Regions from separate parts of the Homo sapiens genome. Here region 1 is linked to region 2. The links are chromatin loops, found by intact Hi-C in ENCODE. Cell type or tissue: Calu3. All regions are shown on one strand. Each heading gives the region's core, and the rest is flanking DNA. Links, peaks and the distances in the headings are about the cores only. Region 1 has its middle 270 kb from the start of IPMK. Region 2 overlaps LOC105378314 (a long non-coding RNA gene).

Region 1 (15,819 bases), core at 5,156-13,155, 290 kb before region 2:
CTATGCTAAATTATTAAGATATTGCTAATATTATAATAAACTATGCTAATTACTCATATATGTAAAATAAAATATTTTAAGCACACAGTATGGTACAGAAAATAATATATCATATACCAATGTACCTATCGATAGACTTATTTTAATGTTTTGCCATATTTCTTTCACTTTTTTAATCCATCCAAAGCCTTACAGCTGACAATTTTAAATTCTGCTTGTCTTTACTAACACTCAGCAAGTAGTTTCATGATTCCTATTTTACTGATGAAGAAACTGAAACTCTAGAGATTAGGCAGCTTGCTCAAAGGTCTATAGAGAGCCCTAAAGCTAGAGCTAGCTTGGTTCTGAAGTGCGTCCTTTTTATACCACTCTAAACTCTTCTGTAAAGCTATCAAAAGCCAAGAAATGAACAAATATTTTAAATTTCAAAAAATGGCAAAAATTTAGACCCCACAACTAAAACTCGTAAGTTTAATGTTGATCCAGATGCTTAAATTGGTAATTAGCTTATGAACACTTATAAAAGAGAGAAGTGTTAAAGGTCAACATCGGCTTATCAAAAATAGGTAATGCTAAACCTGGTTTCATAAGGAATAATACTGTAGACTGGTAGAAGAGGTCAATACTGTAGATATAATATGTTTTGATTTCAGATGATATGATTATGGATAAGAAAACATAATAGACTTGCTTATAGTAGAATTTGCTGGAATTATACCCAGGCTGTATGACAGTTAAAGTCCAATGTTAACCTCTAAGAAGCCCTCCAGTGCTGTGTCCCATGGGTCTGATCTGGTCCTCTTCATTGAAATTTTAATCTATAGCAGTAGTTCTTGATGTTTTTATACCTGTGGCACAGTTTCAAAATATATTTTGCTAGCATGATTGAAAACTATAGTTATTGGACTTTTCACTTGGTTGCTCTTTCCCCCAAGTTCCGTATTAGAGTGGAACTGCTGAATGCCCTGCCTCCTTTTCCTCTTTCTTATGCACGTGTGAGGCACCATGCGCATATATTCTGGTTCTCTGTTGCCTGCTTGTTATTACCTTTTGCCTTTGACTGTAACATGTAATCATGTAAGTGTTTTATCAGCTCTGCCCTCCCAGCTTAGTGTTCCGTCTGAAAGATAGGCATATAGAGCTGTTTTTGAGCCTGTTTGTTGCAAAAACAAATTTTACATGGGGATCAACATTTTTGAAAGCATACCTATGAAGACTCCACAGTACACTGGAGTAGCAAGGCTCATGGATTGAGAAATGATTAACTATAACATGGGTAGAGTCATGGAATAGAAGATATATGCATTTTTGCATTTATAGATAGCAGAAAACAATAGGGATGGTCATAATTCCTCAGTGAGATGAACAAATTATGAGTTCTAAGAAGATGCATGTACACACACACATACACATATAATGAACAAAATTTAAGTCATTTAGATGCTAGATGGGGAAAGATTTGATTTAAAAGCAAGTCATGTAAGTCTATTAAAATATAGTGTAATGTGAATTTTTGTGAATGGAAGTACGAGTTCTCAATCAAGTTACAAAGAAATATCATGCGCCCTAGTGATTATATTTTATCTTGAGTGTCTGCTATTTGAAATTTCAGCAAGCTGGAATATTTCCAGATGAGAGACTGAGGAACCTGAAGGAGTTGAAAAACCAGATTAAGTTTGACAATGGTTGGAGGATCTAGAGATGTTTGGTCTGAGTAAGGGAAGACTTACTAGAGAGAGGATTAGAGTTCTGAAGCAATGCTGCTCAATGGATAGATTATTTGAGCTACAGATGCCATCACATATGTGATTTTAAATGTTCTAATAGTCACATTAAAAAGTAAAAAAAGATAAAATTAACTTTAATCACATATTTTATTTGATGCAATATAAAATATTTCACTAGGTAATCCATTAAAAATATTAATGTGGTATTTTACCCTCTTTGTTTTTGTTCTAAGTGTTCCAAATCTTGTGTGTGTTTTACACATAGAATACACCTCAGTTTTAACCAGTCATGTTTTAAGTTTTCAGTAGCTACCTTGTGGATAGTGCCTACTGTATTGGATAGCACAGTTCTAGAGTGTTTGAATGATTGTCACATGGAAAGGAAATTTGTCTTTTGAACTGACATTGATAGACCAAAATATAAAAGAGCAGATTTAACTCAGTTTTCAACACACGTTAGTTGGGTGAAAAATGAATGCCTCTGTGTGTGGTATTGAGCTATCTTTTACTGGACTTGCTGAAGCAAAGACTGAATGATCATCTTTCAAGGAAGTGGTAGAGGGGATAGTGAGTAGAATATTCAATTGATGAATTTAAAATAGAATAAAATTATGTGTCTCACAAATATAAAATGAACACATGTCAAAATTTTTATTTAACTCATTAATTAATGAGAAAACCTGTAGTATTACAACAAATTCAGAAGAGAACTCAAAATGCCACATAGTTATAGTCAGATTAGGAATGATGAAATTAGTAAGTGGATTTAAAACTACAAAACTGGTTGGTATCCAGGAAGTAATGATTATAGTCCACTGGACATAATTTGCATTTCTAAGAATAGGAGTTATTTGTATTATTCTCAGTTTTGTAAAGTAGCCTAGCCCACAAAAGATGGTGATAACCACGATGGAAGAATTAGTCAGGACGACCACTAAATTTCAGAATTTTATTTTCCACAAACAGTGTGAGGGGTGATGGTCTGAATTGAGGTGTTGTCAGTTAGGATGGAGGGCAGTGGGTTCTATGCCTGCAGTATGAGAATAGATACTGTGCAAATGGATAAAGAAAGTGTAAGACAAATTACAACCTAATGTAGATAGAGTTCACGTTGAGTCAAGGCTCTCTCTCCTTTTCTTATTTATAGTGTGATGTGTCTTTTCTGTGATTCAAAATAAAATATTTAGAACCTAGACTTTGTGCATCTTCCTCTACTCATTGGTGACTGCTAGACATTCTTTTCTTAGAGTTCTGTTTCCTGTGTATTAAGACTTTGAGAGGTATTAAGATGCCATGACACATACACAAATAAACATTTAAATCTCTGTCAGCTCAAACTTTCTCAAATCAAAAATTGAATAAATTTCAGAAAAATAAATAGAAACATGAATGAAAACACAAAACATATGCATATAAATTGCTCACCCAGATCACAGAATCAAGCAGGTAAGGAACAGAACCACAGAAGTTCTGCAAGTTGAATAACTAAGCCAAACAAGGGCAGCAGATTAAACAACAAAATTTAAGGGCACTTCAGAAAAACGACCTTTAAACATAAGAAGATGGAAATGCTTTATGGAATTTAGATGTGGTGAGAATAATTGTTGCCCCTACTTCACCAGTCTTGGCAGTGAAAAAAGAATGCAGAAATCTTCAACTTAAGTTGTGATTTTGTAGAATCTCACTAGTCGTATTCATGTAAAAGTAGTTTTGTGATATTCCTATTAAATAGTATAATGGAAAATTTATGGATGTGTTTATTCTGGGATTTTTTAATACCATTTGATGCCCTGGTTTAAATTCAAAATTGTACTGACAATATATCACTTTGTTGGGAATCACTTTGCTTAAACTTCATTAAGAGCCTGTAAAGGAAAATGGAAGCTCTGTAAACATTCAGGAATAAGGAGCCAGTATTCTTTATTAGTTCTTTACTCGTATCATTTAATGAGATTTACAGAACACTTATAGACTACACAATGCACTTAGGCAGGAAATTTTATAGAAGGATAGTTTGATTTCTGAATCTTACTCTTGTATTTAAAATCACGCAATAAAATGGAGGGAAGGAACTTAAAATATGCATTATTAAGATGATTAGAGTTTTTAAGATTTTATTTCACTTTAATTTTATTTTTACCATTGTAGCATGGCATCATTGATGAACTGAGCACATAGTATAATGGTGCTGACATGTAGGAATGATTCCCCAAGGAATTTATACCACCTTAAACCAGAGTGCAATAGGGCATCAGCTCTTTGCTGAATCCACTAGAGTGGAATTATTTTATAGACATGCCAGCACTGTTGGTCTCCATAGTGATTTTTTAGGGTGTCCATTCAGTAGTGGGCCAGAACCGTAAGCCCTGTGTCTCTATTTACACATCTGGAATTTACCCTTTCAGTTACATTTTTACCATTAGAACTTTAATGCAAACTACCATGATCTCTCTTATATATTAGCCTCATTGGCTCTTAACTAGACTTCCTCCATGTGTGCCTCCCTACAAACTGTTGTTTACACAGTACCTGGAATGTCACTTTCCTGCGTAAAACCAGTAGTGGCTTCTTTCTGTTGCATTTACAATCAAATCCAAACTCCTTACCCTGGCCCGTCTCTTCTTCTCCCCCATTGCTCTACCATGCTCCACTCTCACGGTCCTTATTTTGGCAACTTAAGCATGCTAAGTTCATTTCTACCTTAGGAATTTTGTACTGGAATGTTCTTCCTTGGGCCTTCAGATGGCAGGTTGTCATTCCTGTATCAGTCTAAAATGCAGATTTATCAGGGAAGTGTTCTCAGACTAACATATCTGAGGTGGCCTTCTAGTCACTTCCTATTACTTCTCTGTTCAGCCCTTTCATTTTTGGAATAATTTTTTTTGTGTATTTTAAATGTATGTTTGTAAAATTTATACAAAAATTGTCTGTCTACCTATCTATGTTTAATTTTTTAGTCTGACTCTTACACAATTTCCCCACGATCTAAGCTCCATGGGATCAGAGTTCATGTCTGTCTTGTTCACTACAAAAAAATCCAGTAACATAGAAGCTTCTTCACAAATATTGAATCCATGAATGGATGGCTAAGAACATCAGATATTACATCAGATGGGCCTGCAGTAAATTCTCAGCTCTTCTTCTTACTTGCTGTACGACATTGGGCAAATGGCACAGTCTCACCACAGCTGTTTTAGTTTCATTAAATAAAGACAATAATGATACCTATCTTTATGGTCATTATGAAAACAAAACCCAACAAATACAAAGTGTTGAGGCCACTACCTCTTACTCATTAAAAAAAAAAAAAAGAAATTCACAGTAAATCACAGCTGTGGTTCTACGATTATTCATCCCACATCTATCTCTGTTTTAGCAGCCATTGCCCTGTAAAGTTGTCTGGATTAGGTTAACACAGTAAAGCTCTAAATATTCTGTAGGTTATCAAGGAGTTTTAAAAAATAGACTTTATTTTCTAGAGCAATTTTAGGCTCACAGCAGAATTGAGTGGAAAGTATAGAGTATCTGTATACCCTCTGTATACATAATCCATGCATACATAGCGTTTTCCACTATCAACATCTGTCACCAGAGTGGTACATTTATTTCAATCAATGAAGCTACACTGACACATAATCACCCAAAGTTCATAGTTTACATTAGGGCTGGTAAGCCTAATGTACTTGGTGTTGTACATTCTAGGGGATTTGGCAAATGTTTAATGGCATGTATCCACTGCTATGGTATCATACAGAATAGTTTCTCTGCCCTAAAACAATCCTTTGTGCTCTGCCTACTGGGGATTTTTAAATTCAAAAATGTGTTTCTTCATTTTGGGAGCTAGACAGTATTAGTCCAAATTTGGTTTATACAAAAACAAAGAAATTTCTATAAGTAATTGAAGTTGTTAATTAAATAAATTAATAAGAAAGCAGTGGAGTGAGTAAATGAATAAATCTCATCCATGAGTAACGAGACTTATTCAGACCAGGCTCAATCTGGATATGTGAGAATGTAGAGACATATTTCAAAACCTGCTTTTGAATGAAAGAGTGGCTAGAAAGTTGTCACAGGAGAGGAGACAGTCTACTATGTGAGTGGGTGTCTTTCTCCAGCATGCTATGTGCAGTTCTAAAGTGCTGCTCATTCTTTCATTTATTTATTTATTTATTTATTTATTTATTTATTTATTTATGTATTTATTTATTTATTTATTTTTTGAGACAGAGTTTCGTTCTTGTTACCCAGGCTAGAGTGCAATGGTGCAATCTCGGCTCACTGCAACCTCTGCCTCCTGGGTTCAAGAAATTCTCCTGCCACTGCCTCCCAAGTAGCTGGGATTACAGGCGTGTGCCACCGCGCCTGGCTAATTTTGTATTTTCAGTAGAGACGGGGTTTCACCATGTTGGCCATGCTGGTCTTGACCTCCTGACCTCAGGTGATCCACCTGCCTCAGCCTCCCAAAGTGCTGGGATTACAGGTGTGAGCCACTGTGCCCAGCCGTGTTCATTCATTTTTTTTTTTTTTATTATAGTTTAAGTTCTGGGCTACATGTGCAGAACGTGCAAGTTTGTTACATAGGTATACATGTGCCATGGTGGTTTGCTGCACCCATCAACTCGTCATCTAGCTTTTAAGCCCCGCATGCATTAGGTATTTGTCCTGATGCTCTCCCTCCCCTGGTCCCCCACCCCCTCCGACAAGCCCCAGTGTGTGATGTTCTCCTCCCTGTGTCCGTGTGTTCTCATTGTTCAACTCTCATGCATGAGAACATGCAATGTTTGGTTTTCTGTTCCTGTGTTAGTTTGCTGAGGATGATGGCTTCCAGCTTCATCTATGTCCCTTCAAAGGACATGAACTCATTCTTTTTTATGGCTGCATAGTATTTCATGGTGTATATGTGCCACATTTTCTTTATCCAGTCTATCATTGATGGGCATTTGGGTTGGTTCTAAGTCTTTGCTATTGTGAACACTGCTGCAATAAACATATGTATGCATGTGTCTTTATAGTAGAATGACTTATAATCCTTAGGGTATATACCCAGTAATGGGATTGCTGGGTCAAATGGTATTTCTAGTTCTAGATCCTTGAGGAATTGCCACACTGTCTTCCATAATGTTTGAACTAACCTATACTCCCACCAACAGTGTAAAAGCATACCTATTTCTCCACATCCTCTCCAGCATCTGTTGTTTCCTGACTTTTTAATGATCACCATTCTAACTGGCATGAGATGGTATCTCATTGTGGTTTTGATTTGCGTAAACTTTTAACAATTATAAAAATGGCTGAATTTTGCATTGAAATCCTGAGAAACTATACAAAACAATTGAATTATTAGAGAAGATATCAGATTATAAAAATCAAATAAAATTCTGTGGACAGAGAAAATTAAATAAATAAGAAAAGACATTAAAAGATAATTTAAATAGAAATACTAGATGCAAACACTTTTAATCCAAGTGGAAAAACGTAAGAAAGGAAAATATGTTTTAATTATGAGTACTACAAGAAGTTTGGATTTGCTTTCAGGCTGCAAGTAACTTTTGCTTCAGTATATCCCTTACTGTCAAAAGGGAAATGTTCAGTCAAAAGATAAATGTTCTAAAATTTGTCATTTTAAACACCACTAATAAGCTATGGCATAAATTTTGACTAAATGTGCTTTGATAGATATTTTTAGGGGTCAGTATTTAGTCAAAGATTACATATGTTGTTTTAAACAGTTTTCTCATTGAGTGGTTTGATCATGAAGTTGTTAATCATTTACTAAAAATATACAAAGAAATAAAATTTATTAAGTCATTTAGAACACCATGTTATTAGGGTCACTTAGAATACCATGTTATTTTTAGTAGAAATTGATTTCTAGTAATTCCATAAATCATATTAAATTACAATTGTACATTATAATCATTATCTATGATTAATTTATAGCTAGTTTAATGTGATATGTGTGATTAGAGCCCTAAACTGAGTGATGTCCCTAAAGTTAATTATGTCACGTGGAATTGCAGTCTTTACAGGTGCTATGGGATAAAAAGCCTGGCCTGGATGTTCTGTGCCAGTAACTAAGAAAAAATGATAATGGTTTGGAGTCTAAATACTGTCATTTTTTTCAGATGAAATAAGGAGAAAATGCCAACTGATTTCTATTTAAAAAAGTAAGTAGATGGTGACTGTTTCATGCTGAAAGGGGCTCGCTTAGTTTTAACTAATTATATTAATAAATCCTGTCAGATATATAAGCCTGTCTCAATCCACCTTTTTAAGTTTTCTTTAATTCCTATATTAGACAGAAATGGCAACGTTAATGCTGGAGTAAGAAGCACCTCCAAAAATTTTAGAAACTTGACTTACGATTTTTTGCTCACACTACATGCCCAACATGGGCCAGCAGGGAGCTCTGCTCATCTCTCAACCAGGCTCAGAGCAACTCCATTGCAACAAAGCTTCCGTGATCATCTTAGCTGGAAGACGGGGTGAGACTTACACTGGATCTTAGAGCTACTGCCTGGAATTGACACTTCTGTTACCATTTCAATGAAAATACATGGCTGGGCCTAAGTTCAAAGTGGACAGGGAAAGGCAGTTCTGCCATGTGCCTGGAAGGTAGAGAGCCAGAAGTATATGGTGAATAGCACAGCTGCTCACTTTGTGAGGTCTTAGGCCTGGGTTGTTGCTGGCATGCCAGGGATGTATGCCACAGGTAACAAAAGAAAAGAAAATGCCTAAGATTTATGATTTATGATAAACAGTGACCTCACTTTAATATATATCATTATCTTGTGAACAGTGTGGCTTTTTAAATAATGTAGGATGTGTTAGATCAGTCATTAGAAAAGTCATCTGGAGATGGCGACATTATCTTTCTTCATGTTAATAGGCAGAAAGATCTCAGTGTCACCAGGACAAGAACAGATCACAGGCTGTTTTGAAATAGGAGTACACAGCTGAGCACAATGTAGGCGCTCTAAGACTAATGAAAGAATCAAATCAGGTGTGTGAGTGATTCAGCAAGAAGTTGAATTAGAGCCAGCTGCTTCGTCTGAGTTGGGTTAAGTCAGAGGGGGAGGGTTGATATTGGGTAATCAGAACAAAACGAGCTGGAGGGCCAGCCACCTGCTTAGTCGGAGTAAGAATGCCTGCAGAGACCTGGACCAGAGTGGGCAGAATGGAGGTAGGTTAGAGGCTGGTCTGGGATACTGGGACAGGCAAGTGTATAGTCAGCTTGTTGATATTGAGAGAAGGTAATATCTTAGCCTTTTCAAAATTTACTAGTTTATCAGAGGTAAGAATGTGTTTTTTTAGGTGCTGGAACTCTCCAAATTTGACTCAAGATGCAGAAACTGCTTTAATGTTAACAAGAAAGTTCCTTGGAAGGTGAATAGGAATTGAATTCTTCAAATTCTTGTGGATGTGCTCACAGGAATGGCATATGTTTGGATCTCAAAATTAGATAAAATTGAGAGACTTAGTCAGTTGGGGTGGGATTGAGGGAGTACATTTATCTCATAGAAACAATGTTTTATTAATGTTTGATGGGAACTCTTGAAGTTGATAATGTTTTAAGTGGTGAGTGATAGACTGGATCAAAGTAATTATTACAGTGTAAGACATTATGCAGTCTACCTTTTTAAATTGCAAGTATTTTCCTCCTCTTTGGTTTATCTGATTACATATAACAGTGAATAAGGAATTTCATTTTATATTCATATTATATAGTATTATATAAGAACACCAAGTAGGTAAGGTAGCTTATTTTTTTTTTAACTATTCATGATTAAACCTATGTAAAGGCTAATTTTCTCAAACCAGTTAACAGTTAATTGACTGGCGGCAGAAGGAGAGAGGGTATCAGAACCAACTGGAGAACATTAGCTCTCCCTTAAGAACAATAGCACACCAGTCTCACTTTTTAATGTGATAGAAACAGTACCATTATTGCCCTTTTGCTATTTGTAAAATGGAGGCTTTAAGGCTTTAATTCTTTTTTTTTTTTAAATTATACTTTAAGTTCTGGGTTACATGTGCAGAATGTGCAGTTTTGTTACATAGGTATAAACGTGCCTGTTTTTTTTTTTGTTTTTTTTTGTGTTTTTTTGTTTTTGAGATGGAGTCTCACTCTGCCGCCCGAGCTGGAGTACAGTGGTGTGATCTCGGCTCACTGCAACCTCCACCACCTGGGTTCAAGCGATTCTCCTGTCTCAGCTTCCCGAATAGCTGGGACAACAGGTGCGTACCACCACACCCAGCTAACTTTGTATTTTTAGTAAAGATGGGGGTTTCACCATGTTGGCCAGGCTGTTCTCGAACTCTTGACCTCAGGTGATCTGCGTGCTTCAGCCTAATTTTTAAGAAATCCTTTAAGTAACTCTTTAAGCACACTGTTTCCCATAAAATAGGAAATGTTTGGTTTGTAAGAAATGTGTCTATATGATATTACATCTGTGGCTTTCAAAATAAGGATTCTTAATGAGAGTTTTGCATTGTGTAGACTTTTATTTTAAAACTAAACTACCTTAATATGATCACTTGATCTGGTCTTTAACTTATCCCTTCCATAATTTTTCATCAATACTAATGCACATTTGTTTTTTTTAAATTAAGAACACAGGTTCTTTGGTCTGCATTATTAATAAACTTCTTTATGTTCAGAAATGGGTAGAAAATATTAGATTTTGCTCCATATCATGTTTCTAATAACATGACAACTTGACGTAAATCTTTGTTTATAACTGTATTACGTCAAGTTGGAATGCTTCAAAATCAATATAATCACAAGGGTATATCACTAAGGAACTTTCACTGTGACGTCTGTACATTCTTGAAAAGAGGACTTTATTATTTTGATACATTAGGTATTTTGTACATCATAATTTTATTTATGTATCCTATTCATTTGAAGTATACATGTCATGATAGATATTTTTATATAATATATTCCCTTATGTATGTTAATGGGCTTAAAGTTTTATGGTAATATTTAAACACACATTTAATTGTGTTATTTTATTATCATACATGGGACATAAATAATTTTAATGGTTATTTAAACATTTAATAAAATGCAACAAACCTCCATATCTATAATTAAGAGGTTTTGGGAAGCCAGTAGTATGTGGAATTATTTACACTTGTGCTATCAATTATGAACGTTCCTCATTTAGCTCCGAACACTGGAGCTAGCAGATGATGGCATGACCTAGAGACCCTGCGGCAGGCCCATTTACCTCCTCCATCTAGACAAATGATTAAAGGCTTCATCAGTCTTTTAAGGAGCTATTTCAAAATCATGGTCCTTCATGCATTAAAAAACAGAATATTTTCAGAATATATTTCAGTTTTAAACAGAATATTAATGTGACAATAAAGAGGAGATTTAAATTGCAGTAAAATGAAGTTATTTCCAGTATTTTTAATTTAAATCAAAGTCCATGGTGGCTGTAGGGTTTTACATTTTTTTCATGGTTATGACTAGTATTGTCTCATCACGTGGAACAGAAATTGGTGTATGGGAAAAGCATATGGGGAGGGTAGTAGGGTAATGGATTTGAAGGAGATAGGAACAGATGTTAAATAGAGATTTCCCCTAGAGTTCCATTATATATGATAGTTCCAGTTGTCCCAGTCTGTCTACTTCATATAATTTATCTTCTACACATTTTTTTGGAAATCAGCCTCATGGCACCCCTTCCAGGAAGCCTTCTATGACCTTCAGGACTGGTTTAGGGTTTGTAATTATATAAAACCATAAATATTTTATTTTTCCTCTATCCTCCATACCTAACCACACTCAAAATATTATAACTGCTTGCTTTCTAGATGTATACTTCCTTAGGCAAAAATTGTATCCTATTCAACAGTGATAAATCCATAGTTATTGTATAATAATTGTTCAATGAATGAATGATTCTCATTCAGCCTGGGAGAACTGACTGGACTGTGTGTACTGGGTTGCAGTATGTTTGGTTTTAAGTAGGGGTAGCACTGGGGAAAAAGACAATGTGGTTGAGGATTAAAAGACAGGACATTTGAAAAGGAATTCTTCCTATTGGTGCTTTTGTATTTTAGAGTAGCAGAAAGTATTTTTGACAAGAAATCAGAATTTCTGAGTTCTGATTCTTAGTGGCATCTGCACCTGTTTAATGTTGGACAAGGCTGCTAACTTCTCTGGGCATCAGTTTCTGCACTTGTAAAAAGAAGGATCTTGACTATTTCCAGGGTTTCTTTGAGCACCTATATACAGGTTATTATTATATCAAAAGGACATTGATATCAACGACAGGACTGGCTTCTAATCTGAGTGAGCCTCCTCTTGAATTGAGAGTGGGTAGTATTGCCTCATTTTGTCAAATGTCAATTAAAAAAAACCTTGAAGCAGAAAACATTGAGGACCTTCCTGATTTGTGGCCTAAGGAATGTTTCTCATTCCTTATTATTTTCAGAGATTCCGAAACGGAAATTATGATTGGGTTGCTCCTGAAGCAAAGATCTGAAGACTTCAGGAAGGGGAACTTCCAGTATACCCTGAATTTCAGACTAAGCAGAAATGGGGTTATAATTTACTGTAGATGAACTACACTGGATAAGGAGAAGGTGAATTAGGCATAATTGCTACTGTAACAGAGAGATCAGATGATATAATAAGTTAAAGAACAAATGTATGATTTTCTTTCTTTCACATTTGTCCAAGAATGGTATCTTCCACCCAGTCATTCAGGGACTCGGGTTACTTTCGAGTCATTGCTCTATTCTAGGGTCTTTTGTGATCTGTTTGGTTAAAGCTGGGTTGCTGCAAATTCATGGTTTCAGTAGAGACATGGATGGGAGATTCTTGGGGGAGAAATGAATGCAGAGAAACACATGTGCAATGTTTTAAAGTTTAAGCCTGAAAATAACATATATCCTTCTGGATATGGTTCATACTTAGAAGCAAGGGGAATTGGGGAATGTAATCTCAGCTATGTTTTCAGGAAAAAAGGGAGAATAGATTTTGATGGATAGCTTGAAATCTCTACTGATTTTATGACTTTCAGTAGAAAAAGTGGTCAAATGCATTAAGAATGCAATTTAAATCATCATTGTACATTTTTGACTCATTATGTTATAAATACATATAGTTCAATAGCTAAATATATTTATAGAACATCCATACAGTAGAATGCTATGTAGTCTTTAACATGCTTTTGTAAAAGAGTAGCTAATGGAATGGAAATCAGTACACAATATGTAGTTCACTTTAGCAGTCATGGAAAAAGTTAAGAAATAATGAGTTTTTGTAAAAAATATAATTTGGATAAGCATAGCAAAGAGATGAGAGAGATAAAGTTTAAAATGTTAATGTTTGTTGTCTTCAGTGGTAGAATATAAGTGATATTTTGTTTCTGTGTTTTTCTATTTATGTATCCATACTTAAAAAATTTTCTCCATTAGACATATTTAGACAATAAGCAAAATCAATACATATTTATATTAAAAATGAGATTTTTAAAATAATGATCCAGAAGAAGTTAAATTTATCTACACTCAACTTCAGCTACTGATTCTGGTAGAATTAATAATCTCTTTGGTCAAAAGCAGCCAGATAGACTTATAGTCTCCCAAAGAATATATGCCAGAAAACTTGGCATATAGAAATAAATGGTAATTGTACCTTATGGTCCTCTTGACCTGTTTAATAGTAAAGCAAATGCATATTGTAGCATATTTGTACAAATTCTTATGAGAAAGCCCATAAAAGCACATAAATGTCTTGCTTCTCATAATCAGAAAAGCAAAATGTCTGAAATGAATGCAGCATTTAAAAGATAAAACTCCCCACTTTAATCCTAATGACTGAGTTGGTTAAAAAATTTAACCACGTATTATTTATTTGCCCTGAGTTAGGGTTCCAGATTACTTTTGATCACAACCAAATTAAATAAGAAAACAAACTTTTAATCACAAGCAATGTTGTCTTCCCCTGGTAATGGGATATATATGCACTTTTTAAGGCCATTTTTCTACATGATTATGACAAGTAGTCATTGTAAGTCTTATTTTCATTTTTCAATTAATCAGGGTGAGTTCATTTTCCTTTATATACCTAAAGTAAAAAGATATTTAAAAAAAAGAAGCCTTGACATTACTATCAGTATTCTCTCTCTTCATTGTCAAGTTGTGATACATGTCCATTTGGAGTGTACATTATGTGATCTATGTCCATGGGGCTGTGCATAGAAATATGTCAATTTACACCTAAAATAATCTGGTTGGCATTCCAGTTACTTACTGGCCCTTCTCTCCTCTCATTAAAAGAAACTGTCCTCTAACCTGCGGCTATTACCAGGTTTGTTGTGCATTTGTTCTTGCCTGTGTAGTCCCTGGAATGTTCCTCCAGTGCATTGTTGGGCTTTGGCCATGGTTCACCTCTAGTATCTCGGGGCCATTATTCCTTAGGCAAGTGCCTATTCTTTGCCAGAGCCAAGAGATGGGGCGTGCCAGCCTTTTCTATATTTTTGCTTCCTGATTCTTTTAATCTCACAGGATTTTGGGATGCCCTGAATTTTACCTTTAGTCTTGTGTCAGTATTTGCTCAAATCTGCTACTTGGCATTACCTTATGGCTTAGCTTTTGGGAAGCTGAACGTAAGTGCATATGGACTTTCACATCATGCAAATGTTATTGATGACACAGAATGCCTGGTGCGGGCTGTGAATAATTTAGGGAGCCTCTCCCATTTATTCACACATTTCAGTCATGTGTTCAGAAAGCAGGTACAGTACGGAAGATACTTCAGAATTATAGGTCATATTTGAGAGCCTTTTATCATTCTTCAGCCATAGATGAACTTCATGATTTGCAAGAAATTTTGGCACTGCCTTATCATATTCAAATAACTTGGAATAACAGAAATTACATGTAAGAAAAAAAACAAAACCCTGCCTGAGACAAATAACTTTAATACTGTTCTTTGCAATTAATCTTACCTGTATAGCTATGAGCCAATTTGCTTACCAAAATCAAAATAGACTTATGAACTACTAATATTGGTCTTACAGAAACTACTTCATCTTATTAGAGCTTGCTGATCTTTCTTGTGAGGGCACATATTTGTTACATGGGGCTTGCTTGATTTTTCTACCATTCTATTCCAGGAAAAATAATAAAATGGGTATATGTGCAGTGAAAGCTGAGTTGGAGGTGGCAATTTGGAGACTGTTTTATTTATCTTAAAACTCAAGCTTATAGCTTCATTGCCACTTTTTGTTTGTTTTTTGAGACAGGATCTCACTGTGTCACCCAGGCTGGAATGCAGTAGTGTGATCCTAGCTCATTGCAGCCTTGAACTCCTGGGCTCAAGTGATCCTCCCACCTCAGCCTTTTGAACAGCTAGGACTACAAGCATCCACCACCATGCCTGGCTAGTTATTTTTTTAAAATATTTTTGTTTTTTGTAGAGATGGGGGTCTCACCCTGTTGCCTAGGCTGGTCTCAAACCCATAGCTTCAAGCGCCTCCTGCCTCAGCTTCCCAGAGTGCTGGGATTATAGGCGTGAGCGACCATGTCTGACTCATCACCACATTTTTTTTGTTTGAGGTTTAAGCACAATTTGTACACAACTGATTATGTGAAACAGTAAGGGCCTGTAAATATATTGAAATAAAAATAAGTAAAAGGCCATAATGTTGCTTCTGAAAATAGTATCTTCTGCAAGCAGTGCACAGAGGTTGAGTTTGTGAACTGCATCAATAAAATTGTAATTGTCTTAGGGCTCTCCAGAGAAGCGAAAGCTCCAGTTGAAGTCTGAAGGCCTGAGAACCAGCAGAACCAGTGGGGTAGTTCCCATCTAAGGGCTGGCAGGCCTGAGACCCAGGAAAAGCTGATGCTTCAGGTAGATCTCAAAGGCAAGAAAAAAATTGATGCCTTAGTTCAAAGACCATCAGACAAGAGAAAGTCTCTCTTTTGCAAGAGAGGTCAAATTTTTGTTCTCTTTGGACTCTATTAGTGGATGATTAATATATTTCTCCACATTAGGAAGGGTGATCTTTATTACTCAAAGTACCAAATTAAATGTTAAGCTCATACAAGAATATGAAAATATAAG
Region 2 (15,819 bases), core at 2,651-10,650:
CCCACTTTAGAGGAGCAATTGGGTCAATTATTAGATTCAGGACCATGAAAAGAAAATAAATTTAAAACTTTTAGAAAGGAGAATGTTGTAGAACTTCGGTGCAAATTTTTAAACACATATGAATGTTAGGTTTTCTTATGGGTATTGAGATTATAAGAGCAAATACGAATTGCAAAGAAGAGTCTTAAATCTCTATTGAAAATAAGAGAAGAGACTCCTCACCTCCTCCCTTTTCCTTGAACATTTACTTTAGAAAACTTGTAATTGTAAGGGCTTTCCCTGTCCCTTTGAAATGTATGTAAATCTTTTTACAAGCTGAATAAGCTTCTTATCAGCTTTTATACCTTCCTCAAGATCTGGGAACCATGCCTTCGAAATGTATACATCAAGAGAGACAGCATCCTTATCTTCCAGTTTCTGTGAGAATGTAGGAGCCTAACTTAGGCAAGTTAGTCCAAGTTTCAAAACTGCCTCATCATAAAGCATGTGATGTTTAATTTTTCACTGGATAAAGCCAATTAGCAAGCATAGGTTGTCTCCCCAATCACCAAATAAATTTAGGATGAGCCATGAGTGACATATTGGGCTGTTATGTCCTCTTACTTGAAGACTAGTTATTGTTTATGTTGAGAACCTTCCTGTAATGGTTATATCTGCTTTACAATACAAAAGGATAAGCTTTCTTTCGGCCTTTGCTGTCTGCTAGAGGATTGCCTAGGATGCACATCATATTCTTGTTGAATGTTTTTTCTTTTTCTTTCTTTCTTTTTTTTTTGAGATGGAGTTTTGCTCTTGTTGCCCAGGCTGGAGTGCAATGGCGCAATCTTGGCTCACTGCAACCTCCGCCTCCTGGGTTCATGCCATTCTTCTGTCCCAGCCTCCTGAGTAGCTGGGATTACAGGCACATGCCACCACACCCAGCTAATTTTTGTATTTTAATAGAGATGGGATTTCATCATATTGGTCAGGCTGATTTCAAACTCCTGGCCTCAGGCTCGGCTGGTCTTGAACTCCTGACCTCAAGTGATCCACCTGTCTTGGCCTCCCAAAGTGCTGGGATTACAGGCGTGAGCCACCGCGCCTAGCCAAATGTTTTTTCAATAATATTTTGTTTTGTCTTCTACTCTTATGAAGAGGTTTTCTGGATTGGGAGGTGATTTTGTTTTTAATTATATTTCCCTAATGTTGTTTTGGGTAAAAGCTTTTAAAGTGTATGCTAATAATAGGTAATATTTATTTAGCAGTTAGCAACGTTTGGTTCTACATTTTTTTGTGGGCAATGTTTATAAGGTCATCAGCCAATAAGTTCTTAAACCAGGATTTGAACCAAAGCAGAATGGATCTCTGGCACACATGTTTCACAAGTAGCTGTACTACAGAAAGCATGGGTGAGTTCCAGTTCACCATTTATTGTTGAACCCATCAAAGTTAATATAAAAATAAAAATAAAATGACAAGTTTTAACGACAGTTCAATCCCAAATTAAAAAGACTAAAGAAACATTAAATCCACTGCATTTTTGTTGATTTACATAATAATAATATTTATTTATAATCAGCAGAATTCTCATCAAGATGGTGTATACTGTATTAGGTTATTTATGCATAATGTAGTGGTTGGAATTTCCACTTGTCTTAATAAGTTTGAAAGACAGTCTTTTTCCAAGTGAATTACTTTAATTTGTTGGCAGGCAAGTTGGGGCTGCAGGTAACTTCTAATTCTCTCACGCTTCATATATATATATATATATATATATATATATATACGTATATATGTATATATACACATATATGTGTATCTCATATATATATGAGATACATGTATATATATATATATATGTATCTCAACGCTTATATTGGTAAGGAAATTATGAAAGCATTGAGAAAATCCCCCTGTTACCTTCAGTTGATTGTAAATTTTACTAATCTAATTCTCTGCTGGGCTCCTAAAATCTTTTAGATTTTATTTTCCTTTTTAGTATGCCTGTAATAGCCTATAATTTTTAAGAAAAGTTTTTCTTATCTCCAATTCTAAACACGCATCTACCTCTACAAATATTTTCTAAAATATTATTCTATTCCTTTTCATTTCCAGGAATAATAACTCTAGCACAATATATCATTATTTAGAGTCAATTCTCATTATTTGAGGTAATCATCTTCTACAAAGTCCCCACAAATACCAAATTAGCAAATATTTATTGAACAAATATTTTATATATATATATAGTTAATTCATTAACATATATATATATATATATATATATATATATATATATATATATATATATATAGTTAATTCATTAACATAAACTCATGGCCAAAAGCACTATACCTCATGCCTAAATGAAGCTGTTCTAATACATGCATATTCGCCCTAAGGAACATCACAGCCTTCTTGCTTTTAGGGACACTAGACAATACTTCAGCACTATGCTTGGGGGCCATTTTAAATAAGAAAATCACCAGGAAAAAGCACAAAAATATAAAACATATAGCAATAAATGGACTATGAAAAGGACACTTGTTTACAGAATGGGAGTTGAAAAAAGAAGGCAGAGAGTCAGCTTGCTCAACCTCATCTGGGAACATGTGCCTTGGATGACTCATATTTTTATCTGCTGTGAGCCTGTTGTGAAAGCATTGTGAGTACTGACTTTGGTCAACAAGTACATGTTAGCAAGTAGATGAATTAAAAAATACAGCATCTGTGAGTAACTAGGACAGACTGTATTTGTTTATTTATTGATTTGTAATTTGTTTACTCTACTGCACTGTAAATTCCACTAGGGCAAAGAATATGAATGTTTTCCACTAAAACATTATTAGAACTGATGCTGAATAAAATATTAAAGACGCAGCTATGTTTGGCCTTGATAGTTAGCCAAATTCTGAAATTTGACTTCAGTTTTGGCCTCAGACTTAGGAAGACTGAATTACTGAATGACTGTTTCAACAATGGTTCTGAAATTTTTAGTCTCACCAGTGATAAATGATGATGAAATCAGGTTGTTTAGCATCAAACTTAATCAGCATAGCCTTTTCAGTAATGTGAGCAGAGTATGTCTTTGAGATTTATTGTTAATCTGATTATTCACTTTAAACATAGGCAAGTATGCAATATATATTGGAGCAAAAATCTCCTTATGTCCTTTACATATTGAAATTCTATCTTTGTTAAAGTAAACTGTATAGTTATTATTGCAATAGTACAATCCTGCAATAATTAATGATACTTATAAAAGTTGTGCACTTTATATTCACAGTAATTATTAACTTTCAAACAGTTACATAGATCCTCAGTATGAGTATCAAAAGAAAGTCATACTGAATAACTTTATGAAAAATCTGCTAAATAACTTTATGAAAACTATCCTTTCAAAATAACAACATTTTTATATATTTAAATAATATAGACAGAAAATTAAGTGATCAATTTGTTTAGTTGCATACTATACTAGTATTTTAATAATAAACACATGATATTTAAGAACTGCACTTACTTTTTAATTCCTTGATTCAATTTAAGTCGTGTGTCATGAGTCTTGGGCATGAGTATAGAGAAGTAATCACTTCATTAAGGATATTATATGTTCTTCTAAGGGGCTTGGATTTTATTCTGAAGGGAATAAAGAGTCTGTGAAGCATTTAAAGAAAGGGATGTTGTGAACAGATCCAAATTTTACATTGATCACTTTGCTTTATGTAAAGGACAAATTTAATTTGACTGAGGAAAGATTCTGGGGTACCAATTATTAAATTATGCAATTACCAGTTAAAACATGATGGAAATGGTTATTCTGGGGAAATGTTTTGGAGATAAAATTAACATGTCTTAGTCTTTTATTTCATTTAAAATAAAGGAATAAATCAAAGATGATTTCATATTCTGACTTGTGTGACAAAGTGTATGATAATTTTATTCATTGAGATTAGATTAAAATCAGAAAAACCTAGTTTAGAGCAATTTGAAGTTTCCAGTTTTGAGCTTATTAATTATGAGGTATTAGTGGAAAGCCAATGAATATGTTTAGGAGTGTTATTTATGAATGTAGAACTTAAAAAGTGTTCAGAATATAGACAGAAATATAGATTGGAGAGTTGCCAACCTATAATTATTTAAATAATTAAAGTGAATTAAACAAATAATAACAAACATAAACAACAGTTGGGTAAGGTCATCCTGCCATCTAAGACATAAGCAGAAAGCATGTATAAAAGTGATTGAATTAAAACATCCTTCAGAGAAACATAAGAATGATGAGCATATGGTATCATGAATGTTGTTAGAGAGAGCAGAGAGTCTGAAGCATCGGAAAGAGCCAGAAAGTAACCATAGACGGTTTCATTGGATTGAGCAATAAGACAGGAACTGGAAATTTTGGACAGAATTGTTTCCACCAATGGTTAGGGGTAGGGATAAAGACAAAACTTCAGTGAAGTAAGGAGTGGGAAATCCAAAAGTCGATATCCCAAATATACCATTCTTATTCAGTATGTTTGCCTAAGAAAAATGGAAAGAGTTCCTAATCTTTGAATTTTTCTCTGATGTTTCTAGTATTGTTTTTTTCTTTTTCTTTCGTCTGTCACCAGTCTATTCCGGTTTCCCATTACCTCTAGCCTCAGCTACTCTAGTAAACTGTTAATTGGTTTCTCAAATTCTAGTTCTCACCTTAGCACTGAACCTACTGCTTTAGATTAATGTTTCTAAAATGTTGCCTTCATCATGTGATCTGCTTAAAAATATTCAGCATCTCCTCATTTTCCATGGAATTCAGGTCAGTCTTTTTAGTATCCCATTGAGGATCTTTAAAAATTTGATCCTAGACTACTTTTCCAGAATTATCTTCAGTAGTGTTCTGTATGTAACTTTTGGCCCAACAAAATTCATTTCTTTGCTCTATGTTCTGCAGACACATTCAGCCTTTATCTTTCTGCCTTTGCTTATACTAACTCAATTTTATGTCTCAAAATTTTACACAGTCTCCAAATATTAATTATTTCATACAGTCTTTCCTGATTTCCACTTTTGGGTTCATTTGGAAACTGATTTATAGCTTTTATAGGGCACTTACCATTTAATCTCTTATAGTATGTTGTTGGCTCCTTGGAGACAGAGAGCTATGTCTGTATACACACACATGCACACACATACACATATGTAGATCTGTATCTGAGCTATATTAGAGTCTTCTTTGTGTTCCCTACAGGGCCTAAATAGTGTTCCTTGGAGAGAAAATTACCCTGGGAATGAATAAACAAGAGCAATGCAAATGGTAAGAAGGGGAAGGGTGGTCTTTATCTTTCTAACTCAACAAAAATCCCTGTAGATTAAAGTTGTTATGAAGACAATATCCTAATCATTCAAGACACCTGTATGAAGGTTATGTTTCCTGAAATTTTCTTATATTGTTACATTGGATGATGATACTGTTAGACATATTTGTGTAAACACTTATGTTGGCCTGGAAGAAAAATAGAAGTTCACCCATTATTATTGCCTCTCCCTTTGAAGTGGCATAACCAGGCCTGTCTGTACCGCCATGGCAAAAGCAACATGCAACCCCCACTTCTGGGCTCTTCTTGGCCCTTTGCACCCACTAGATATACCCATGTTTTGGTGGTAACTTGTCCGCCTTTCTTCTGGTAACAGCAACACATATTTTTCTATGGAAACCCATTCTTTCCCACTCTTACTCTATATGGCTCTGGCTTGGCTAATGACAACCCACTCTCCCCAACTCGAAAATAAGCATGTGACCCAGACTTTGCTAACTAAAGCATCACAGCTTGTCAGCAAATGCATGACCCAGACAATCTCAGAACTTTAGTTGAAAAAATATACACCTGAAAAGCTAAATTTTCTAAAGTTACAGAGTATGTGTTTGAAGTTATTTTGTTCTTATCCCATTGTGGGGAGATTTGTCTTAGAAAAAAGGTGTTACAGAGGAAATCAGAGCAGACTTGAAGACAGATTGCCTAATGACATCTGAGCACCTGGATTGTGCTTTAACTGTATCTAAATGTGAGACACTAATTTATCTTTTGTGTTAGTTTCTTTTACATTAGATTCTTGCAGCCCTGGAAATCCTAAATAATAATCATGGCAATACTACATTTATAAGACTAAAAGATAGGAACTCAAGAAAAATTTGGTCATAGCAGTTGGTGAAAAAGTGAATTTAAGAGAAGTGACAAAAAGAACTACTTGGGGTAAGACCTATGAAGTATCTTAATAATTTTCTTTAAAATGTACAATAGTAGTTACTTTAAAAGAGAGAGGAATACCAAGGAGACTAGAATAATACAGAAAACCACAGGGCTCTCTGTAATTCTGTATCTCCATGCAAGGGCCTGCATTGTTTATCACAGTATCTACAGTTCCTATCAAACAGGGTAAATGTTTGATGAACGAATACCCTAATCTAAGAGGCCTGGGCATACTGCCAACTACCTAGAAAATTCAGAGGGAAGAAGAAAATTGTTATAGAGAAACAGAGCTCAAGAAATATTAACATCATATTTTCCTGAGAGAGAGAGAGTAAGCACAAATGTATCCCACTGCACCATGTGGTATAAGCTCAGGGGGTTACATAAAGGAAAGGAATCTGGTGTTTCAGGGTGTTAGTTTGTTCTGTGCAATGTTTTTAAAGTAAACTCTAGAGTAATTTTGTGATTTAAGAAGAAACTATTAGAATCTTAGGATGGTGAGAAAAGATAGATAAACATGTACTTATTAAGGGAAATAGTGAGTTTAATTTGGCCAATTAGTTATTTCATTGCATTCATTGGAGAATTCAATCTAATGAAGAATATGCCTAGGAAAATAATAAGATAAGAGTCTATACTGGGTTCAATAAAAATCTGGGGACTTAGATGAAGAGAGACTTTATTCAAAGACTACTGCAGTAGGAAGAGCTCTCTGATCTCAGAAATCTGCAAGTGCCTCAAAATCAAACACAAAGGCTTACTTAAAAAAAATAGGGAAGAGTGAGCAAGGATAACAGAAATTTTAAGGTGACACCTGGCAAGTGAGAAAAGGTGAGTACACAGCATGATGGGTCCAGACTGACAGTAAAGGTGTCCTCTCTGTGGTCAGCAGTTCTTCAGATGAGCTGTTTAGGGGACATGGCATTCAAGAATCAAAAGAGAATCAGCAAATAATTAATAAGAGGAAATTGATGCTCCAGCAAACCCTCTGAATATATTGCTCTGCCAGTGTAAAGAGCACTCTGAATTTGTGTGTCTTGACCCCATGCTATGATTGAATAATAGTATCCTAACAATAATAATATAAAATAATAATCAGAACCAACAAATATTGAAAACTGTATGTCAGGCACATTATAAGTCCTTTACCTGTGTAATTTAATCTTACAGTCATCAAATGAGGTATTCTTTTTTCTCAATTTTACAAAACAGGGAACTGAGAAACAGGTTAAATATTGGACAAACGCCATACTTTACCCATAACTAGTATTAGATGTCAAGAAAAGGAGAACAGATATAGATAGATATTTTTGGGAGATATTTTGCTGAGGGTATGGTAAAGCCTGAAAAAATGTTTCTAATCTACTGCAGAAAATCCTCTCTGATGACCAAATATTTCATATCCCCAGATTCAGCATCTAGTCCAGGTTCATTGCTGGGCATTATTAAGAAAAAAATATCAAAATTGGAATTAATGGATAATATGGTTTGGCTCCATTTCCCCACCCAAATCTCACGTTGAATTATAATCCTGAATGTTGGAGAGGTGATTGGATCATGAGGACAGACATCCCCCTTGCTGTTCTTTTGATAATGACTGAGTTCTCACAAGATCTGGTTTTTAAAATTGTGTGGCACGTCCCCCTTTATTCTTTCTTGCCCCTGCTGGCCATGTGATGACATGCTTGCTTCTCCTTTGCCTTTCGCCCTGATTGTAAATTTTCCAAGGCCTCCCCAGCCATGCCTCCTGTACAGCCTGTGGAACTGTGAGTCAATTAAATATCTTTTCTTCATAAATTACCCAGTCTCAGGCAGTTCTTTATAGCAGTGTGAAAATAGACTAATATAAGGACAAAAATGACTTCAGATTTAAAAAATGTACTAAAACATGTAAAATATCCATACAGGAATTATTAAATTCTAGGGAGGTGTCTGTGTACCTTTGTTTGACTTATTTCCTATTGATAAAAATGCTCTGTGAAGCTATATGTTAACTTGTAGATTTTTGTTCAGTTCAGATAAAACTGATTTTTGTGCGGTAGAAAAGATAACCTAGGAGATTACAGTTTTATTGTCCTAAATGATATTACAAGTTTTGTAACAACTTTGCAATAATATTTTAACATTAACTTTTTAATTGGAAATAAATATTCACTGTCTCAAATTCTTCTTTGTACCAGGATACTATCTCACTTGAAAATTATACTTTCAGCATATGTTGACTGCATTTACTTATTTTGACTTCCCTTTTTAAACATGTCACTTTCTTTAGGGCATACTTTTTTTTTTTTTTTTTTTTTTTTTTTGAGACAGAGTCTTTCTCTGTCACCCAGGCTGGAGTGTAGTGGCATGATCTCAGCTCGGTGCAACCTCTGCTTCCCAGGTTCAAGGGATTCTTCTGCCTCAGCCTCCCAAGTAGCTGGGACTACAGGCATGCACAATCATGCCCGGCTAATGTTTGTAATTTTAGTAGAGAACAGGCACGCACAACCATGTCCGGCTAATGTTTATATTTTTAGTAGACATGGGATTTCACTATTTTGGCTAGGCTGGTCTTGAACTCCTAACCTCAAGTCATCCACCTGTCTTGGCCTCCAAAAGTGCTGGGATTACAGGCATGAGCCACCACACCTGGCCAGGGTATACCTTTTTTTAGATGAATTAATATCTATGACTACGATACAGCTGAACTTATAGGCTAGGAGATATCCTTTAACTTTACTCAGGATATTTACTTAATTAGTTTAATTCATAGGACTTTATTTCTCTCCCTCAAGTTAAAATCTCTATCCTTTCTAAAATTAGGATATGAATATGAAACATTTATAAATGAATTTCAACAAGCTATTTAGAAATTATAGTGTAGTAGTCTTGAACTGGGGCCGAGGAAGCTGCATTTTAGTAAGCACGAGGTGTCTTACACTTATTGTGGCAACTCAAAAGTCCTGCTTGTCCGTCGACCTGGTCTGAATTGTTGCTGTTTCTTATTTAATGATATCCAGAGTAGTTATCTTGTCAGTGCAACTGAAGTAGTAACTGTTTCATTGGATCAATGGGTCTCCTTGTGAGTAGCCTCACGCTTATAGAGGCCAGTATTTAAACCACGTCATTGAATATGAAAAAATTGCTGTCTATCTGGTAATCTTGGGTTTGGTTTGGATCTACACTGGGCAAGGGGTATGAATAGAGATGTGGTTTTTGTAGCAGATTGACTGTTAATGTCTGAATGTTCAATCCATGTGGGAGGCTACAGTATCAATACACAGATAAAATGCAGGTTTAGTCTCAGCTGATTGTATCAGACTATAAGGACCAGGATCAGGCAATGATTTCACGCAGTGCCACAACCAGCAAGATATTCTTGCCTCTCATCCCAGGGAATGACTGCTCGCATCTCTTCTGGATTTAAGCAGTTCTTTAGGTTTGAATGACTAGGGCTAATAAGTTCCTGTTTCTCTACAGAGCAAGGCAGAATTTTCTGTGTAAAGAGAATTGCCCTGGAAGTCTAGTTCCTCTGGAATGTTCTCATGGTTAAAGTCAAACATTTATTACATTCTTCTAACATTACTAGTTTTTACTGTTGCCCCATAGCATTATTTTGAAAAAGTTAATTCTTAACAGGAATTTATGACTTCATTTTCCATAAGTGAAAACAAAAATACCTTGTCAGCCATTATTTAATACAATTTCCCAGCTTTTCTTATTTGGTTCTTTTTAGAATTAAAAAAAAAAGCCTTATCTCTGAAAATACGGCCCTAATATTTATAGAAAACATGATATGGAAATTGTTACTAGCTTGGACATAAAGCAGTAGAATAAAAACTATTCATTTAAAAGATAATCATTTCTTTTCTTTTCTTTTTTTTTTTTTTTTTTTTTGAGATGGAGTCTCGCTCTGTCACCTAGGCTGGTAGGCTGGAGTGGAGTAAAAGTGGCACGATCTCAGTTTGCTGCAACCTCTGCCTCCTGGGTTCAAGCTATTCTCCCTGCCTCAGCCTCCTGAGTAGCTGGGATTACAGGCACCCGCCACCATGCCTAGCTAATTTTTGTATTTTTAGTAGAGATGGGGTTTTACCATGTTGGCCAGGCTGGTCTCAAACTCCTGGCCTCAAGTGATCCACCCACCTCGGCCTCCCAAAGTGCTGGGATTACAGGTGTGAGCCACCGTCCCTGGCCATCATTAATTTTTGTACAAGTGTAGAAAAATATAACAGAGGACTGAGAGCTATAAAACCTAGACATTGAATTGAATAAGTGCTAAATTTTCTTTGAGGGCAATTTTTACTAATTTACAATTCCAAACTTTTCCAAACTTCCAAAACTTTTCTCTTTATGTACTCAGTAATTTGTTAGCAGGCTGTATTTTTCACTTTTATGTATACCTTACCAAATGAGGTCCAGAGACAATATGTATCTTTCCATTTTATTTTTATAATATCCATACTGACTAAATAGTCCAATCAGGAAAAACAACAGACCTAACTTTTAGCTACTATTTTTTTCCCATTTAATTTATGTTTGTCTTGCAGAACAAATCCAAAATTTCCCTTTCTTTCTTTCTTTTTTTGCTTTCTTTACTATTTGAGTCATTACACTCTTGAATTGACTTATTTTGTCTCTGTGTATATTATACCCTAACTGTTTATTTTTTAGTAATAGTCAAATGGTTGAAAACTGAAAAAATAAAGGAGGAGGATAACTTATGCCAATCACTGGTACCTCAGTAGAGCTCACCCCCTACTATTCTGCCTTTGCATCAAATAGACAAATTATTCACTTGGCTGGTTCTGCTAGTATCCATGAATCTGAATTTTCTTCAGAATTTTGGCTTATGCTGGGCGTGAGATCATTATACATTTTAACTGCTTATTATGTCCTCTTGTTTGTGGCAACCTGAGTGCACAAATGGTCTATTTGTTGAGGCTGAAAATAGAAATACCAGCAGGGAAGACAAATACTAGGACCTGAATAGGATCTCTGGGGATTTCTGACTAACACACTATCTCTGCCATGAAAGTATTCTGGAAGGGAATATCTAGTCTTTCTCTATGATTTTACATCAAGAGGCCAGGAATGAATCCTAACTATTAACCCATCAACAGGTATTTAGTAAGCACTGAATATTACTTATTTCATTCATTCAGCAACTGCTTACATACTAGGGCCTAAATGTGGCTGGATGGTTAAATCATAAGCTTTGGTGTCAAATTGCGTAGGTTGAAATCCTCTTTCTGCCACTTAGCATTTATAAAACTTGGGTGATTCACTTAAATTGCCTTGGTTCTTTAGAAACATCTCATGTGTCACAGAAACAAATTACATTTATAGTATCTAGCACGTGAAAGCACTCAACAAATGTGTGCTATTGTATTATGTGCAAAAGATCATGCCTAGGAAATGTGAGGGATCCAAAGTTCCTGCAGAAACTCTCCTATCTCTAGTAGTTTAGGGTTTAAAAAGGAAACAGACAAGAATAATACCTGTCATCTCAGCACTGCTGGTAGCTTTATCTTTTACTTCTTGTCCATCTTAAAGTCTGATCTGCTTTTTGTGGCATTCATCTTGCTTCTCACCACAAAACATTTCCAAAGTTATTGGTAATTAGTGTCATTTTTTAAAGTTTCCTTGAGGAGATGGAGAAGACATTCACATGGCACATGAAAAAGCCTCTAGTAAGCCATTTATCTTCTTTCTGAAGTTTTTCTTTTTAGCTACGTAAGTGCCAGGTCTTCACTTTCAATATTCTCTTCTACAGTGCCTATAAATTTCCTTTCTAATCAAGGAGAATCTGCTTTTGTGCCCTGTCTGCACACTCCACTGGGCAAAATAAAATTCCAAAAAATTAGCAAATATTATCTCTTTATCCAGATTAGGTAAGCAAGATAAAAAGTGCTGTAACAAGGAAAGAAATAACTGTGTGTGACTTCATAGATAGAAAAGTATATTTCTGACTGGAATGCTGAGGGCTTTTAGGGGAAATTCCATTGGACTGTGAAAATTGAGTATGATTTGGACATGTGGAAATGAATGGGTGGAGGATGGGAAATGAGAGAAGAGAGACAGGTATTTAAAATGGAAAGAACAAGAACAGTGTGGGAGCAGGGCAAAATGCTGTGGTTGTGATCTATCTATCTATATCTATATATCTATTATGTGCTTATTGCATATATAAGAACATAATATATGTGATATGAAGATATATATGAAACATAAGTGCTATGTATATATGTGCAGATATGTAAGCACATAATATATGTGATATAAGCATATTTAAGCACATATCACATGTATCGATAATATATGTGATATTATAATGTAATGCTTGACATTCTCTCTCTCTATATGTGTGTATATATGGACATATATACACATATATATGGACATATATACACACATATATATGGACATATATACACACATATATGGACATATATACACACATATATATGGACATATATACACACATATATATGGACATATATACACACATATATATGGACATATATACACACATATATATGGACATATATACACACATATATATGGACATATATATACACATATATATGGACATATATATACACATATATGTGGACATATATACACATATATATGGACACATATACACATATATATGGACATATATACACACATATATCTGGACATATATACACACATATATATGGACATATATACACACATATATATGGACATATATACATCCATATATGTATGTGTATATATATCCATATATATCCATATATATCCATGGATATATATATATCCATATATATCCATGGATATATATTCATCCATATATATCCATGGATATATATTCATCCATATATATCCATGGATATATATTTATCCATATATATCCATGGATATATATTTATCCATATATATCCATGGATATGTATAATCCATATATATCTATGGATATGTATATATCCATATATATCCATATATATATATCCATGGATATATATATATCCATATATATCCATGGATATATATATATCCATATATATCCATGGATATATATATATCCATATATATCCATATATATCTATCCATGGATATATATATATCCATATATATATATATCCATGGATATATATATATCCATATAGATATCCATGGATATATACATATCCATATATATATCCATATATATCCATGGATATATATATATTCATGGATATATATATATCCATATATATATATCCATATATATGGACATATATACATCCATATATATATGTGTGTATATATATCCATATATATGGACATATATATACATATATACATGGACATATATATACACACATATATATGGACATATATATGTCCATATATATGGACTTATATATATATACACACATATATATGGACATATATATACACACACACACACATATATATATATGCAGTTCAGCCAAGCATTACATTATTCAATATAAGCTAGCATTGCAGTAGAGAGATAAGACTTACTTAAAGAAAATAATTCAAGAATATTACAAGGCAGTGGGTGAATGCTTAGTGATATGGGACAGTGAGTTCAGAGGAGGGAGAGGTATGTGTGGATGTACTGATCTAGCTTTGAAGGGTGGTAAAAGTATGTAAGGGCCACAGCAGATCAATCTGAAAGGCAGTAGTTCAAAACACTTTCCTATGGAATGTTAATTTTCTAGGTTTTCCACAGAGAAAAGTATTTCCACGGCTATATTAATTTTCTAGGGTTGTTATAACAAAGTACCAAAAACTAGGATGGACTGAAACAACATAAATTTATTCTCTCAATCCTGTATGCTAGAAAGAAAACTGAATTCCCAGTGCTGACATGACCAGCCTCTCTCCAAAAGCTCTAGGAAAGAATCCTTGCCTTTCAGCTTCTAGTGGTTACCAGCAATTCTTGGCATTCCTTTGCTTGTGGAGTCATAACTCCAGTCTCTGCGTCTGTCTTCACATGACTCTCTGTCCTCTTGTGTGTAGCTGTGTCCAGCTTTCTCTCTTTTCTGTCCTTTTTAAATTTTATTTTCAGTTGAAACATCATAAAAGTACCATAATAGTCATACATATTTATGGGAACAAAGTGCTATTTTGATACATGTATACACAATGTTATGATTATATTAGGGTAATTAGCATGTCCATCCCCTCAAATGTTTATCATTTCTTTGTTTTGGGAACATTCAAAATCCTCTGTTCACTCAAGAGCGTGCTATAGAATTTACATGTATTTGTACAGTCTTGAAAGTTCCTCTTATTATGAATTTTTAGTTTTATTCCACTGTGGTCTGAAAAGATATCTGATTTTAAAAAATTTGTTGAAGTTTGTTTCATGGCTTAATGTATGACTTATTCTGAAGAAAGTTTCATCTGCTGAAGAGAAGATGTGTATTCTGTGGATGCTGGATAAAATGGTCTATAGATGTTGTTAGTTCCATTTGGTCAGTAGTGCAGCTTAAGTTTAATGTTTCAGGTTGATTTTTCATCTAGATGACCTGTTAAATGCTGAGAGTGGGTTGTTAAAGTCCTCAGCTATTATTGTATTGGCATCTGTATCTCTTTTTCTATCTAATAATAGTTGTTTTTTATATCTGTGTTACAGTGTCGGAGGCATATATATTTAGAAGTATTATATCCTCTTGCTGAATTGATCCCTTTATCATTATGTAATGACCTTCTTTGGCTCTTTTTACTGTTTTTGACTTTAAGTCTTTTTATTTTTGTCTTATACAAGTACAGCAACTCCTGCTTGCTTTTGGTTTTGATTTGCATGGAACATCTTTTTCATCTCCTCACTTTTAGTATGTGTGTGACTTTACAGGTGAAGTGAGTTTGTTGTAGGCAGCATATAGTTGGGTCTTGTTTTTTATTCATTAAGCCAGTACACATATTTTAATTGGAGAATTTAAACTGTTTACGTTGAAAATTATTATTTTATTCTCAGTAAATTATCAGTAAAATTGCTACTCTTATCATTTTGCTTGTTGTTTTCTGGTTGTATCGTATATCCTTTGTACCTTTCTTTCTCCCTTATTTATCTTTGTGGTTTGTTGGTTTTCTGCAGTGACGAGATTTGTTTCCCTTTTCTTTCTCATATATGTGTCTGCTGTCACTGAGTTTTATATTTTTGTGGGTTTTCATGATCTTAGTTATCATTCTTTCACTTCCATATGTAGGATTCTTGTAAGCATTTCTTTTATGGATGGTCTAGTGCTTTCAGATTCCTTCAATTATTGCTTATCTGAAGAAGGCTTTATTTCTTCATTTCTGAAGGATAGCATTGCTGAACATAATATTCTCGATAGAAGGATTTCTCTATTAGCACTTTAAATATATCGTGCCATTTTCTCTTGACCTATAAGGCTTCTGCTGAGAAAACTGTTGTTAGTCTTATGGAGACTACTTTATATATGACTTCATGCTTTTCTCTTGTTGTTTTTAGAATTCTCTCCCTGTCTTTGAATTCTGAAAATTTGACTATAATGTGCCTCAGAAAGGAGATTTTTGGGTTGAATTCATTTGAGGACCTTGATCTTCCTGGACTGTATGTCCATATATAAGACTTGGGAAGTTTTCAGCTATTACTTTAATAGGTTTT

Evidence for each region. A loop is a pair of places that touch in the nucleus more often than their neighbours do. Peaks named below come from ENCODE experiments on the same cell type or tissue, not always from the same donor. Only the 100,000 strongest peaks of a DNase experiment are listed, where the experiment ranks them.
Region 1: a loop joins it to region 2, with 3 times the contacts of the local background. A loop is called at or near these places in 4 of 110 quality-filtered maps.

The regions. Positions count from the first base shown.
Region 1 is chr10:57,985,842-58,001,660 of GRCh38, reverse strand. No RefSeq gene overlaps it. Among named protein-coding and RNA genes, the nearest start is that of IPMK, 270 kb to the left of the region's middle. In Calu3, for the core only: a CTCF peak has its summit at 8,167 (motif pointing right); DNase peaks (open chromatin) are centred at 8,250 and 8,810.
Region 2 is chr10:57,690,776-57,706,594 of GRCh38, reverse strand. It overlaps LOC105378314 (a long non-coding RNA gene), which reads left to right. Exons shown (of 3, transcript XR_001747454.1): 2 at 5,210-5,275; 3 at 6,054-6,602. Among named protein-coding and RNA genes, the nearest start is that of MIR3924, 390 kb to the right of the region's middle. In Calu3, for the core only: no CTCF peak of the experiment used is centred there; a DNase peak (open chromatin) is centred at 6,444.